Linked DNA regions of Homo sapiens: region 1 is linked to region 2. A link is a loop called in an ENCODE intact Hi-C map of the cell type or tissue named here. Cell type or tissue: PC-3. All regions are shown on one strand.

What was found. Hi-C counts contacts between places; a loop is a spot of excess contacts. Peaks named below come from ENCODE experiments on the same cell type or tissue, not always from the same donor. Only the 100,000 strongest peaks of a DNase experiment are listed, where the experiment ranks them.
Region 1: it touches region 2 in a loop (7-fold over the local background); 2 of 110 quality-filtered maps call a loop at or near these places.

Annotation. Positions count from the first base shown.
Region 1 is chr11:24,572,380-24,580,379 of GRCh38, forward strand. All of the region lies in intron 1 of LUZP2 (leucine zipper protein 2), which reads left to right. Among named protein-coding and RNA genes, the nearest start is that of LUZP2, 79 kb to the left of the region's middle. In PC-3, no CTCF peak of the experiment used is centred here; a DNase peak (open chromatin) is centred at 3,262; H3K27ac peaks cover 1,892 bases.
Region 2 is chr11:24,508,667-24,516,666 of GRCh38, forward strand. The region is part of intron 1 of LUZP2 (leucine zipper protein 2); the gene reads left to right. Among named protein-coding and RNA genes, the nearest start is that of LUZP2, 16 kb to the left of the region's middle. In PC-3, a CTCF peak has its summit at 622 (motif pointing right); a DNase peak (open chromatin) is centred at 3,075; H3K4me3 peaks cover 473 bases; H3K27ac peaks cover 1,491 bases.

The DNA.
Region 1 (8,000 bases), 64 kb after region 2:
AGTTTATATACTTTTTTTTTGAACACAGAAGACATTTTACTCCAAAGACTCATTAGAGTTTGTTTTTGCCATGTCTAATTATGGAGTTCATTATTCTTTGTGTAAATATAGTACTACTCAAAGTAGAATGGAAAGGGAGAATTCTATTTCTAATGTGACAATGCACAAACCATGGACAGCCAATTTTCTTTTCACAGTTTATCACCACATATGTAAAACTACTCTGTGCAAGGATAGTGGCATACAAAAGCTGGAAACAAAACTGAGGGGTGAAGCCTGGAGACTGTGAGACAGCTTGATGTCTCTCTGCATCAGGGATTTTGGATTATAATATCCTCAGTGCCTAATCATTCGTAATTTAGACTGGGTAGTTCTTAAAAAGGTCTAATTGCTCATCCGCACAATAATTTTACTTTATCTAAAGACGAAATATTCTGTTTTCTGAAACTTGTACTGTGCAGAAAATTTTATTTTATTTTTCTGAGTAAAGAAGAAAAATCTGTTTTTTCATTCTGGATTCTGAGCGATTCAGTCCCAGAGATGCAACTGATCTTGAGAAATTCAAGCTTAGATATCACGTACAATTTTTATAAGTAGTTAATTCCAAATGAAAGGCTGTAATATTCTTTATTTGACTTCCAGCTGATATGTAAGCAGAAAACAGCATGAGACCATGATAGGTGGGTAAAAAATAAACAGATAAATGAAGGAAATTATTGTAAATAAAAGAGAAATTGTTTTTTCAAGCATGGTATTTAAAGCAGGAAGATACCAGAGTAACAAGCATTGGTATGTAGGAATAAAAGAGCATTCAAATCAACACCTCATATTTTGTAAATGCTCATTCTTTCACACTCCTCCAGCACCTAAGAGTCTCAAGTATGCTTCTTCGTGGTTCTTACAAGGATTGCAAAGCCAGTATATTAACTCAGAGCTTGTACATCACTGTCACCTGGATTTTCATTCCAGCTTTGCAAATTACTAGCTCTTTGCCCATTTCTAAACTTTTATTTAAAGTTTTAAAATGTCAATAATAATCAGGGCTTCCCAAAGTTTTCATGAGGATTACCTTTTAAAAAATGCATTTAAAGCACTTACTATAGAAAGAATACTGCAAATGGGTCCTCAGCAGCTATTATTATTATCTGGCAGTTGCATATTATTATACTAATAGGAATTCTAGGTTTCCTCCATATTTAGAGTAGTTAAATTCTGGTACTTTACATACTCAGTGCCCCATTAGCGTGCTCTGTTAGGATTAGGAATTTGAAAGTGTTGAGAATTTTCATTAAATAATTCAGCATAAAATAAAAGACACATGGTATAAACCATCTAAGACAAAATAATTTTTGCTTCCTTATGAATATTCCCAAGGATACATATTCACCAGGCCTAGAAACTTTAAAAAGCACACAGATTACCTGTTTCAGTCTTTTATTACACAAGAGAATCTTTTTTAAAAATGTAACTGAATTCTTGTTTTATTTTTTTTATTTTTTTAATTTTATTATTATTATACTTTAAGTTTTAGGGTACATGTGCACAACATGCAGGTTTGTTACATATGTATACATGTGCCATGTTGGTGTGCTGCACCCATTAACTCATCATTTAGCATTAGGTATATCTCCTAATGCTGTGTTTTAATTTGTGCTTGAGGTCTTTTATTTTTCTTTCCTTCTCTCTTTCGCTTCTCTCTCCTTTCTTTCCTTCCTCCCTCCTTTGTTTAATCCCTTCCTTCTTCCTTTCCTTTCTCTTTCTTTCCTTCCTTCTTCCTTCTTTCAATTTTCTTTCTTTCTTTCTTTTCTTTCTTTCTTTCTCTTTCTTCCTTCCTTTCTTTCTTTCTTTCTTTCTTTCTTTCTTTCTTTCTTTCTTTCTTTCTTGCTTTCTTTCTTTCTTTCTTTCTTTCCTTTCTTTCTTTCTTTTTCTTTTCCCTCCCTCCCTCCCTCCCTCCCTTGCTTCCTTCCTTTCCTCCCTCCCTCCCTCCTTCCTTCCTTCTTTTCTTCTTTCTTTCATCTCTCTCTCTCTCTCTGGTGTGTATGTATTTGTGTGTTAGTTAGTATATTTGTGTGAGTATGTATGTGACTTAGAAACTAAACAAACACTTTGCTATCCAGGAAAATCAATAATGCTAATAATGCAAAGAAAAATTGCACTGTTCAAGTTTAACATGCAAGGGAGACTTTATTTAAAACTACTACAATAGAGGAGAGATTGAACTGAACTCCCTCTAAAACAAAAGACAGGCATTTCTTGAGCACTGGGGTGAGTAAGTGAAAAAGTACTGGAGAATGTTAGCAGGGAGATTGGTCAATGTAGTTGGATAATATGTGTTTGTTAAAGTTATCCTATCCTCTCACAGAGACTGGGAGTTGGGGATTTTGTCTTTCTTGATCACTGCATTTCAAAACGATGGCTTCCAAATTATTTGGTAAAGACTTTGCTGAGTTGTAACATTGACTAGATACTGATAGAAAATTTATATCTTAAAAGGGAAGAGAAATAATTTAAAATTGCAAGTTTGTAAAGTAATCCTCTTAAGGGGAGATTAAGTGAATATAGTCAGAAAGAAACTGATGTAATGTTTAGTCAATTTGAGGGGAGAGTTGAGGTTGTCTTGGTCACTGCTTATAGATTACTCTTTGCAAAGTAAAACAACTTGAAACATTTCTGTCATTTCCTCATAAACTTTTCTTTCCATTATTCTCTCTTACCTTTTTAAGCTTCGACCATTTCAAATTTCAAGTCATTTTAAAATTCAGTTGACCAAATAGGAAACAAGATTTTATTAAAGGATGGCTATATTTAAAAAGAAAGAAAGAAAAAGGACAGAAGAAAAGAAGGAAGAGTAAATTTTCAGGGTGTTTTCTTAGTCCTTTCTAATTCTGCTTTTCTTATTGTCCATGAAGACTCTATGTGTTTCCTTCTTGATATCTTTGGTCAGTTATTGTTTCTTTTCCTATATTTGCCTGGTTGCTTCCCATGTTAGAGAACATTATTTGATCTGCATATTTTAGGTGAAATTATCTGGCATTTATAACAATAAGCTCACTTAATGTGACATCATTGCCATATTTCACTGGCTTGGTCTTGATGTATTTATTCATGCTATCAGCATAGATTTAGAATGATTCATGATTCCTATGATTCATGATTCCTGTGATATATTCTGCCAAATATTAGCAATTGCTATGTGTTTTTTTCTTTTTCAAACACTATTTTAAGCACTTTGGCTTGATAATCTATTTAATCCCTGAAGTCTTCAATGAAGCACATTCTGTTATTACTCATACACATGAGAAAATGAGACACTGAGATAAAAACATCACGTAGTTTTTTAATATGAGAGGCTGCATTCCAGATCAGGTTTCTTTTAACCATATTCCATGCTTCTAATCACGATACAACAACCACATCTTTGCTTACCAGCATTTTTGCCTTTCTCTCTTCTCTGCAATGCTGCATCCCTTTTTATTTCCTTCTATTTTCCTCCATTTTTTTCTCTGTAATGTTTTTCTCTTTCCCTGTAATACTCTAGAAGTTGGAGATTTAAAGTTCATTTGGACAGATAGCCTGCATTCAAATAATTGAAAATCTTCATCTTTATTTTAGCACAATGTCATATATGTTATTTGTTACATATGTATGTAACAAATTGAATCAATGAATGAAGTAAAGGAACCTATACTCCTATACTTTACCTAAAAGGGGTTTAATTCCTCTATTACATTTTTCTAATTTAAAAAATGGACACCTGGCATGGTGGCTCATGCCTGTAATCCCAGCACTTTGGGATGCAGAGGCAGGTGGATCACGAGGTCAGGAGTTCGAGAGCAGCCTGGCCAACATGGTGAAAACCCATCTCTACTAAAGATACAAAAAAATTAGCCAGGCATGATGGCATGTGCCTGTAACCCCAGCTATTCAGGAGGCTGAGGCAGGAGAATCACTTGAACCCAGGAGGTGAAGGTTGCAGTGAACCGAGATCATGCCATTGCACTCCAGCCTGGGCAACAGGGCGAGACTCCATCTCAAAAAAAAAAAAAAAAAAAAAAGGAAAAAATACTAACTTATCAAGCCATATTTGACACAGGTCAATTTTTTTCTATAATCTAAAAGGTTTACTTGATATTACAAAAGTTAACTTATATAGTTAGGAGAGGTAGGGAATGAGTAATCAACAAATTTGAGATTTTCTAAAGATTTGTTAAAGAAAAAACACGCGTACAGACAGTGCCGAATTGCCAATGCCAAACATTCTATTTTTGGAGGTAATTGACAAAGTGAAAATTAAAAAGTAGTTGTCCAAACAGACCAAGGATAGTAATTTTCTTTTATAATGAATTGTAGATAATTTTTAGAGTGTATATATAAAAATAGAGGAATGGGTAGAACAGTTGATATCAAAGGAAAAAGTGGTAAATGCACTTAACCACCAAATTACTTGTTATATATATGAAATTGTTTGACATATTAGATATGAGTATTGCAATCAACTTATTTTTAACTTCCATGGCTACTTATAAATATAATTGAAATAAATATAGTAATTTTTTAAAAGAATCGTATGTTCAATCAGAAGAAATTGATGGGACTGGTTAAAGAAAAACACCCTATAAGCAATGAATAGATGCTTTATCTTTTCACAGAACATTTAAGCATCCATGCTTTTGCTATTTATTTGCTTAAGTCATTTTTACTTAAATTTGCCTCTTGAAATCATTAACAATTTTACTATGGTGAATAGTATAATTAATTGTTTATCTGAAAAAAAAATCAGCTGGTGCCTAAAATGATAACACTTCTGCTCTTTTTCAGAGTTTTATACAAATTAAAGTGTTATTCATTTGTAAGTACGAATTCTTATATTACTCATATTTTTTTAAAATTATGACTTCATGAAAACTGTAGTATACCTTATTTAAAGGCAAACATTATTTTATATATTTTAAAATGAACAGATATGTTAATTTGGGGTTTTTCAAGGCTGCGGAATCAGACCAATTTCTAGAAAAAACAGTCCTTTCAAGCAAATGCATTCTGTGTTACTCCCAATATGCTAGAGGCATAACATGCCTTGTAAATTCTGTATTTCATGATTAGTTGTATTACTAGAGTTAGAAATAGAAGAAACATGCAACAATACAGGATTAAGGCTATCTTTGAATTAAATTATCAAGTATCTGAATGTTTACTTTGTTCTGTCAGATGTAAAATAAAAAGAGGAAAAAGAAAGAAAAAAAAGACCCTCACTTTTAAGTAACACATAAGAAGAAATAAATGTAAATTCTGTGACAGGCATTATAATAAGTAATTTACTTATATGTATATACATGTTTATTCTAATTTACCCCCACCCCAGATTTATGAACTAATGATTGCTATTACACCTACTTTATAGATAATGGAACTGAAATTCAGAGGTATTTTAATTCATGGTCATGCTGTGATTATACAGTTAGCGTATCAGAAATTGCAGTTACAAGTAAGAAACTTAAAAATTGATGGCTTTAACAAATGGGGTTTTATTTTGCTCAAATGATGAAAAGTCCGGAGAAAGTCATTTCAGGCCCACGATGATGGCTTCATGATGCCATCAGCGTTCTGTACTTCTTTGTTTCTAAGAGCTCAGCCATCGCTCAGCATGTGTTTTTATGCTCACAATAAAATCTTTCATACAATGTTTTCTTTCTAGACTGGGAGAAAGAAAATGGAAAAACTCAAACATAAATACTGTTATTTTACTCCTTAATTTTAAAAAGCTTTTTCAGCTTACTTTTTAATTTTAGGAAGCTTTTTAAAATTACTTATTTCTTGAGGAGTAAGAAACTTCTTAAAATTAAGGAGCTTCTTCTTAATTTTAAGAAGCTTTCTCAGAAATCCTAGGCAATAACTTCCTTTTACATCTTACTGTCCAGAAATATTTCATGTGGTTCATAATATACTTTTTGTTTTCATAATTTGCCACTAGCAACAGTATCATAATACTTTATGATAAAGAAAAATGTGAAAGTATATTATTCAGGTAACCAGAAATCTTATCCATAGTCATTAAGAGGCAAAGGTAGGATTTGAAACTTGGTTTGTCTAATTCCACATGCATGCATATGTTTATTGCAGCATCATCCACAATAGCAAAGATGTGGAGTCACCCTAGGTGCCCAGTGATGGTGGGCTGGATTAAAAAAAAAAAAATGGAAAAGAAACACACCCATGAAAAAGAAAGAAAATCATCCAGGTTTTCCTTTGCAGCAACATGGATGCAGCTGGAGGCCTTATCCTAAAAAAATTAATGCAGAAACAGAAAACCAAATACTGTATGTTCTCACTTATAAGTGGAAGCTAAATATCGGGTACTCACTGACATAGAGACAGAAACAATAGACTACTAGAAGGCAGAAGGAGGGAGGGGGACAAAGTTTTAAAAACTAACTATTGGGTACTATGCTCAGTACTTTGGTGACTGGATCAATCACACCTCAAACCTCAGCATCATGCAATATACCCAGGTAACAAACCTGCACATATACCCCTGAATCTAAAATAAAAGTTGACATTATTTAAAAAAGAAAGAAACTTGATTTGTCTGATTTCTAATCCAGAAATTGTAATCTTTATAGAAAAAATTTTCATTTTCTTGGTATATAGCACCATTTAAAACCTTAAATATAATTAATACCATAGAGTGCTTTATTAATGCTATATTAAATGTTTGATTACATAAGTTTGAAAAAGATGCATATTCATTAAATCAATAGGAATTAGAAAAATCTTGAAAATACATATAAATGTGTTGACACAGAGCATATAGAATATTTTAATTTCTTACTTGATTTTTATTTTCCTTTATAACTAAAACCCACAATGTATTTGCAATTAATTTAAACAATTAGTTTTAAAAAGTTATTAATTTTTCTTGAGTGAATTGCAATTTATTATAAATAGAACCTATTTTGAAACTTCAAGACTAGGAGATATATACACTATAGATATGAGACAGTTGACTTCAGGTTTTGGATAAAGTTAAATACTACTATAGCAATTTTTATTTCTGATGATTTCCATTCTTCTATTTTTATAGAGCATAGAAGCCCACCTCTGCACAATTGCAAAGGACAAAATTGTTGTAACTACTCAAATTGCTTATGGTTTCAACTTTTGATTCTTTGCTCTACAAATACCTATTCTATAAACCAATTTACTTGACTACTGATGTATAGTAGAAATAAAATAATTCTGTGATCATGATCATATGAATTGTAGTTCTTAATCCATGTCTGAAAGTCAATTGGTTCATATAATACATTGATTAGGTATATTGAGCAGTAGTTAAGTGTCATCTGGAAATGAGTTGGTAATTTACACAGAATACAAAGATATATACATTGCAAACCTTAAAAAATTATCAAATCATACATTATAATTCTTCATGTCCAATACTAACTGATGACATATTTTATACTAGGCAGTAGTCTTTTAACCTGATACTGTCTTTATCCCAGAAACTGCTGAAAATATTTGCTACAAAATACATCTAAGCAAGAACTATGGTAATTATACTATGTTCATGGAATTTACCTTAGTGATCAGTATGAAACAGGGATAAAATAAGTGTGAATGAATTAGTTAACAGATTTAGTAAAATGAATTGGTTAAAGACTATTTAAATATCCAGGTTTTTTTATGATTCTTAAAAGTAGTACAGGATATTCTAGTTGCTATTTTCTGTTTAATAGGATTAAGATATCCCTAGTTCCCTGATGTTTAATGATGTTACAATGTAATCCACAGATGTTTAGGCGCACATCTGCAAGTCTTTTTTTAATTCAGTTCTGGGAGACCAGTTAACTTACTGAAAAGGAACTTTAGATTTTATTACATTCTGGTGCTGTTTAAGGACATCATTGTTTAAATCCTTTCTAATTGTTTCAGAAGTTGTAGATCAGGCAATTAGAAATAAAACAGCTGTGTATCAGTTGCCTACAATACTGAAAAGGTTC
Region 2 (8,000 bases):
CTCAGTTCCTCAGACTCATAATTTAATTTTTAAAAATAATTTATAACAGTAGCTAAAGGTTACTGCTTGTTTTCTATGTGTAAGAACAGTACTACAAATTTGTCTAAGGTTACTTTATTTAATGCTTTTCAGTGCCTTATGAAGTGCTTGCTTTACAAAATGAGGCATTAAGGATTACAGAAGTTGACATATCTAAGGTCACAAAATTAAAAAGGGGTAGAGATGAGACTTGAGCCCATGATTTAATAGACATAAGACTCAGGATTCTAATTCAAGGTCAGGATCCTGAGACAATAAAAGTTAGCAATAAAATTTTTGATGGCTAGATATTTGGGAAGTAACTCAGAAACTAAGGAGCTGTTGGGACTACATGTAGAATGATGGGACAAAGAACTTGTGTCATACACACGCGACATGTGCGATGAGTGAGGGTTCAGTGCACAGTAGGTTCTTGCCCGCTGTTTGCATGCTGAACCTCAAGACTTTCCATGTAGGAAATAGGGTCACCTTTGGTTTTAGAGATGTGAAAAGCAACAAACTCAACATTCACATTTGGTCTGTCTTGAGAGCCTTACCATATGATAATAACAGCCAGATTTTTCTTAGAAAGTCGTTTGGCTGGAACTGTTCTTCCACTGGTAATCAGAAGATGGCACTGTGAAGTATAGTACAGTCATAACTGTTCTAGAATTAACTCATTCATAGACTGATACACTTGCCTCGAAATTTGTATCTAAAAAAAGTATATAATATGTACTAGATGATATATATAGTATACATATGGTATATATTATATATGGTATAGTATATATCATGTAGTATATAGATTATATATGTAATATATAATGTGTATATGTATTATGTAGTATATATTATATGCATATTTTAATAAATATATTACTCATAGACATCTTTCACTTTTCTGAATACTTATCCTTAAAAATATGGTTATATATAACATATTATATGTTATATACACAGAATATATAAATATATTCCGTAGTATATATTATATGCATATTTTAATAACTATTTTAAATATATTACTCATAGATACCTTGCATTTTTCTGAATACTTATCCTTGAAAGTAGGCTTATTTGGTAACACACTATCATTAGCTTGATTCCAGTAATCACTACAGTGTTTCCTCTATGTCTACCTTTCTCTCGAAGGAGCATAGACTTGCAAATTTAATAATGTATACATTTCCCCTATATATTCTTTTACTTGAGTGACATAACATTAAGTGAATTCTCAAAGACAGCTTTGACAGGTAGTGGGCAATGTGTGAGGGAGACATAATACCTGGCATTTTTATAGTGTTTTAATTTTAATTGTTATACATGCTCATAACTCCTCACAACATCTTATGTAGCAATTCATAATAACCTCATTTTATAGATGGAGAGAATTTTAGTAATGGCAGCCAGGTAGCTTAAACCCAGCGCTCTGAATTCCCCATTCACAACACCAAAGTTGCTTTGGAACCTTGAAAGTTGGGGTGCAAAGGAGGCAGAGTTACCCAATGGCTAGCTCTTATGTCTTAAAGAAAGAAAACGAAAGAGCAGAGTGTACTGAGGATTTAAATTGTGATGCTACCCATTTTTATATTTGGAAGATGAAGCCACAGGTACCAGCCTGGCAGGACTAAAGAAGATGGTGCCTATGCAATGTTTGGCATGTTTTGCCATATTGGCTTTGGTTCTATATTGTCTTGGGTACATTTCATAAGTTCCTGTAAGTACCTGCCTGCAACCCTTGCCACCTTAATCAGTTGAGATTCAGGTTTTTTGGAATGCGTCAGAAAATCCCAAATTACAATGCCTTAAACAAGATATAAATTTAGTTCTCTCACACATAAGTTATGTAACAGGTAGGAAATCCAGGGCTGGCTGGTTCTCCATGGCCAGCAAGTGGGCAAACAGCTGCATTCTAACTTTCATGGGCTTCAGTTACTTTAAACTTCATCAACCCTTACTCTGTTAAATATATATACGTATACCACATTTATATTATATAACATATTGTTTTGTGACTATGTTCATATAAAGAATAAAATATTAATATTATCTACTTCAAGCTAAAAATTCATTTTTAAAAATTCTAATTTTAAAAGAAATTTAAAATATTTGTGGGCCAAGAAAGTATTGTGGACCATTGGCCATTGACTCTGTGCTGCTGTGCCAAGTGGGTAAGTTAGCCATGTCAGTAATGACCCCAGCTCCTTCCAGCTTGTTGCTCTGTTGAGGTCTTTGCCCTCGTGATCCAAGGTGGCCACGAGAGTTCAAATCATCCTTCTAAATAGCAGCATGGAGGAAGGACACACTGCTTTCCTTTTATGAATACTCCCCATTTGCTAGTCTTAGTAGAGTAGCTGGTCCCATATAAAATGGAGCCTGGGACTTGTAGCCTTCTTACCTCTGCCATATATTCAGGTAAGAATATATTGGAAGCTCTGTCATACTGTCTGTGCCTTCCCTTCTGACTGTTTATGTAATTCTCTGCTATGTAAGTTGATTCAGTTGCTCCAAAGGAAGTTGTCTTTTTTGTGTATAGTAAGCCCTTATTTAATGCCATTCACAGATTTTTGGAAACCACAACTTACGTGAAATGATGTGTAGCAGGTTTCCTTCAAAGTCCTTTCTGATGTTGGTGACAAGAAATATCATTTTGTTATACATGACAATTTATGGTGATGTGAAAGCTGGTGTCTGTCGCTACAATTTTTTTAATTAATTAAAAAATAAAAAAAAATACAATGGCAAGATTTTGGATTAGAATCACTATTTCAGCTTACAGGGATGGTAAAAGTTTACATCAGTTGGATATTTGCTAGGAGATAGGGACAGATAGGGACAGAACTAGGGAATAGCACTAAAATAGGAGTATTCATAAGTAATAATCTTTATGTGACTAGATATTTACCAATGATAAAATAATATCAGTAAATGGTTAAACGTTGAACTTAGGGCGTGCTATCTGAGGTGACTACTTTAAAGGCAAAGTTCATATGTATTTTATGATTTATATTGTGGTTTAGACATATGAAGTACTTAACTATGTGCTTAAATATTTACTAAATGACTAATTCATACCTTTTGCTTTGTTGTTCTTTCTTGAACTTTTTCCGATGAGTGGAAAGAGAACACTTAAATAACGTGATATAGATGATTTTTAAAAATTTAAGTGAATTATGCTAAGTCTTAGCGAAGTGTCTCTTATTTAGGCTAACCTCAGAATTACACTGTGATAATATGCACTAGTATCCACATATATTTATGTTTGGATCTTATATTATCAGAGACTAGCATTTTCCAAAATTCTCTTCCTTAGAAGAAAGTATCTGTCAGGGGGAGAGTGAATAAAGAAAGTTGAAGGAGTTTCTCTGTATACTTTTGTCCAACTGGGAGAGGGATGCCATGATTATGATAACAGAGTGATTAATAGATGATGTATATTGGGCTGAACAGGGGAAGAAGTGAAACCAAGATGGTGCTGGAAGCAAAGGAAAAGGTGAAGGTGCTGAAGAATGTGGAATGTGGTGGTTGTCACAGGCTGAAAAAACAAATAGCGGTGGTGGTAGAATATTGGTAGTATAAACCTTAAGAACCATCTTAGAATTCTAACATTTCAGATCTCAGTGAGTCTTTAATATCTACTCCAAACCTTCATTTTTTTATAAATTGAGGCTCATAGATGCCAAATAACTTATCAAAGTGATACAAATATTTAATAGTACAAGTAAGACGTGGGAAAAAAGCAAATATAATAATACGTTACATATTTTATTGCTGAAGCAGCATCAGTCTTTCATAAAAATTGAGAGAACTTCATCATAATCATGAAGTTACCTAAGTATGTAAAGTTTTTCAGAAAAATGACAAATGAATAATTATGGTACTTTTTATTTCAAATATCTAAATCATTCTTAACACAAATTTCAATGTTAAAGGAATGATTTTACATTGTTGTTTGATCTCTAACACTTAATACGAAGTTCAACGTTACTTTTTGTATACTAAATATAGCTTGGCTTGTTGAAATAGGTCTTTTAATTCCTGAATTTAATGGTTATTTTTTTCTTTGTTTTTTTTTTTTTGGAGATGGAGTCTCACTCTGTTGCCCAGGCTGGAGTGCAGTGGCACGATCTCAGCTCACTGCAACCTCCGCCTCCTGGGTACAAGCAATTCTCCTGCCTCAGCCCCCCGAGTAGCTGGGACTGCAGGCACATGCTGCCACGCCCAGCTAATTTTGTTGCTGTTGTACTTTTATTAGAGACTGGGTTTCACCACGTTGCCCAGGCTGGTCTTGAACTCCTGACCTCAGGTGATCCACCCGCCTCGGCCTCCCAAAGTGTTGGGATCACAGGCGTGAGCCACCGCGCCCAGCAAATGATTTTTTTCTATATGACATAGTTTTCCTTTCAGTCTCTGTTTTTTAATTACTATTATTTTAAGAAAATAGATGGTATTGATGTTTTCAAATCATGTTTTCTTTCAAAACATGGAAACAAGCTAATATCACAAATTTCTCCTAAAAATAAAATAATTAAAATTGTATTTGCTGACATGCAAAATAGCTAAAAATTAAGTCCCCCTTGCCTGTTTTTGGATTCACAAAAGACTTGATCATATCTTAGCTAAAAACATCTATATTTGAAAGAAAAGCTACAGAGTCATATGATGGTTAGCCTTCATCCTTTAGCAGTCGTTGGTAAGGTTTTATTTCATTTTTACAATCAGCATCAAGAGAACGATATAGATGAGCTTTATCCTGGGATAATGACTATGTCTTAAACTATTTTCAGATATTATGAAAACATTAAAATATCAATAGCCACTTTAAAATTGTGTTGCTGTTTTGACTGTCTCCTTAAATAATTAGAAGGGTAAATATTCTTTTTGAATATTCTTAGGATCTATATAATACGTGACTCATATGGTTTTTCCTGTGTCTACTTTCTGACTGTCATTACTTATAGCTACAGTAAGTTGCAGGGCCATGCTTTGGGCACTATACTCTGATTCTAAAGCCTGGGGTGTGCCATGGAAAATCAGTCAATGAATTCCATTAATACCAAACAATCACTAAATGCTGGTAGAAATGAATACCTTACTCTTCTGGAAGATCACCACCTTTTGTCTCTCTTTGACCTTTCAGAGTCTGAATGTAGACAGTGTTTATCTCAAAGAAGTGATGAAAAGTTGACAGGCTGGGAAAATAAGAGTTGCCAAACAGAATGCTAATTGGAGGACCACGTAAGCATGGAACGGATTTAATGTTTTGAAGTGTCCAAGTGTAGTGCATTCTGCAAGCATAGTTAGGATTCCCTGGCTATGTTCTATAATAAGAAGCTGATCTGGCTGGGGATACAAGCAGACCTCTGGAAAATAAAATGTCTTAAAGATGAGTGGTACCCCTAAACAGTGCCCATAAACAGAAGCATGTGGCATATCCCTGGCATTCAGCAAGGGGCTGTGGAAGAGGAGTCTTGATTGGTGGGAGAGAAATCCTCCACTGAATGCAGAGAGTAACTAGTTGGTTGTGTGTGTGTGTGTTTTCTTTTCTGGCAATTAAAAATTTCAAGACAAAGTGGCAGAGAAAAAGAGAGAAAGAAATAGATGGTGATGATCAGTCTTTGGTTCCTCATCCATGGTGAAACTGAGAGCATTCTAGCATAAGAATGGTTTCAGAATAAGTAATTTGCTTTACAATTCAGTGATCCTGAACAAATAAACTGTATCCACATCTCAGAGCAGCTGAGAAGGAGAGCAGCCCTGAGGCATTACAGCACAGAATGAGGAAGGTATATTGTAGTATTAAGGGAAAACACATAATAAGATCGTGCCTCTCCTTCTATCAAGCCCACTTGTCAATGGAATGATTATAAATTTCACTTTGTGGGGAATTGCAGGGTACCATCGTCATACAGAACCAACTGAATGGATGTTCTTTGTTTATGTAAATAAACTTTGTTAACATAATTTTCTTAATTTATTAGTTTTTTTTCTTTTGATATTCCCAAGTGTGAGAAAAGAAGGTTATGACAACACAGCAATAAGATTACATGAATCTATTTATCAGGGCAATTGTTAAAAGAATTCTCCCCACTGGTGTTGAAGAAAGAAATATAGTAAGACTTAGTCCTTGAGGTGAGGGCTGTTCTGTAAAAGCGGCCTGGCTCAAGGAAAGCTAAATTCACAAAACTGCTGGTTGGTTCAGGATCAAGCTCTTTAGGGTAGGAGACTTTTTACATGACTTTAGGTCAGAGGTCCTAAAGAGGAGAGTAAATGAATTATTGTTAGTAAGACCAAAGGGTGTGGTGAACAATCGTTGTCATTGAAACCTCTGCTGATTTGAGCTCTTAATGCTTGCAAGTGAAGGACGCTAGAAGGTCTATTATTTACCATTTCCCCGATTTCAGGGCAGAGTTTAGAACCGGAAAGTTCATAATAACTTCTTGGAAATTAACTAAGTCCTCTGATGTAGGAGTTACACAATCATCTAGAATGTTATTTTTATTTTTTCCTGAGGCAGATTATAAAACCGTATACTGTGCCTAGCATGTGTGAGGTAAGAGGAGAGAAGTGGTATTCTAGGAATACTACACATCCTCTGTAACTTACTCTCTTCCTACAGAAGTTTAGTCTACTGAGCTGAAAGACCCCATCTGTAAATGACACTTTTTACAACCAGCAAGAGGGATAACTTGGCAATTGGTTGGTTTATAGCAATTAAGGATATATAAATTAATTCAATTAATATTCACAAAGAACTTGATATCTATCAGGGAATATGCCAGGAAATAATGTTAAGTGCTTGGGAGCCCAGATGCATTAAAGAAAATACATCCTTCATAGAAGGAGAGGGAGACAAAAAGTGCAAAGAGTAAAGTTTCCCAGCTCTGGGAATAGCTGTGTAAGGTGTCACAGAAGTAATGACTTTCCTATGGGTTTCAAAACGTAGACGGAACTTTTTAGCCAAAAATTTTTGCTTGGGAAAACAAATTCCAGGAAGAGAATAGCAATGTGAAAGGTGCTAAAATAAAATAATAATAATGACAGAACTAATCATAGGCTCTCCAGTAGTGAACAAGCACTGACTAATATGTATGTAAAAACAGCAGGCTCTGTGCATCAGGGTGGGTTTACCTCTGTGGTACAACCTGTGCTCCAGAGCTCCCCTAGGGACTGGGTAAAGCTATTCTGCTGGGACCACTTCCTTGCTGAATTTTTTGTCCTGTCATGTTTTTTTTCTTTCTTATGAAAGTTCTCATTTATCCCTGATAAATCAGCTTTCCAAAGGAGGCCCTGATTATGCTCTGCTTCTGTGAAAACTGACCTGAGACAGAGGCTGATCCACCTGGATTTGAATCCCCGTCTTCCACATGACTAGTTATGTGATTTTGGATGGGCTGTTGAAAATTTCTTATAGTAGATTTTTTTTTTCAGTTAAATTGGGAAAATAATCAATCTCGAAGACCTGTTTTGAAGATTAACAGATTAACAGATTTTAAAGACCTGACACTTACACTTGATTAATATATGTTACTTTTCTTTCCTGTTAATTTGTGGAAATGAATGTAAAACCTAAAATTATTTGTATGGAATTTGGATAGGTCTTATATGAATATGAAATTCTATGACCACTTGTCAATCTGAAATAATTGAAATAATCAGAATCCAGTTTTAATGAGTTTATTCAAGTAAAAATCTGGGAATAGCCACCCAGGTTACAGGGACTCCAGAGAAATGGGATAAGTGCTCCAAAGCTAAAAGTTAAAGTTGTGCTTACATAGGAAGAAAACAAAGACATATAACAGGATTACAACATTTTCTACACAAGGCTGATTTATGAGTAACAACATTTTAATTGGTTAAAGTTTGTTTTCTTTTTTGTGTGGCTGGTTTTCTTTACAATTTAAAAGTGTATATTTAACATTCCATCTTAAGACAATATGACAGCATGAAGTTTTTCTGTGAGAAAGGTAAGAGAGAAG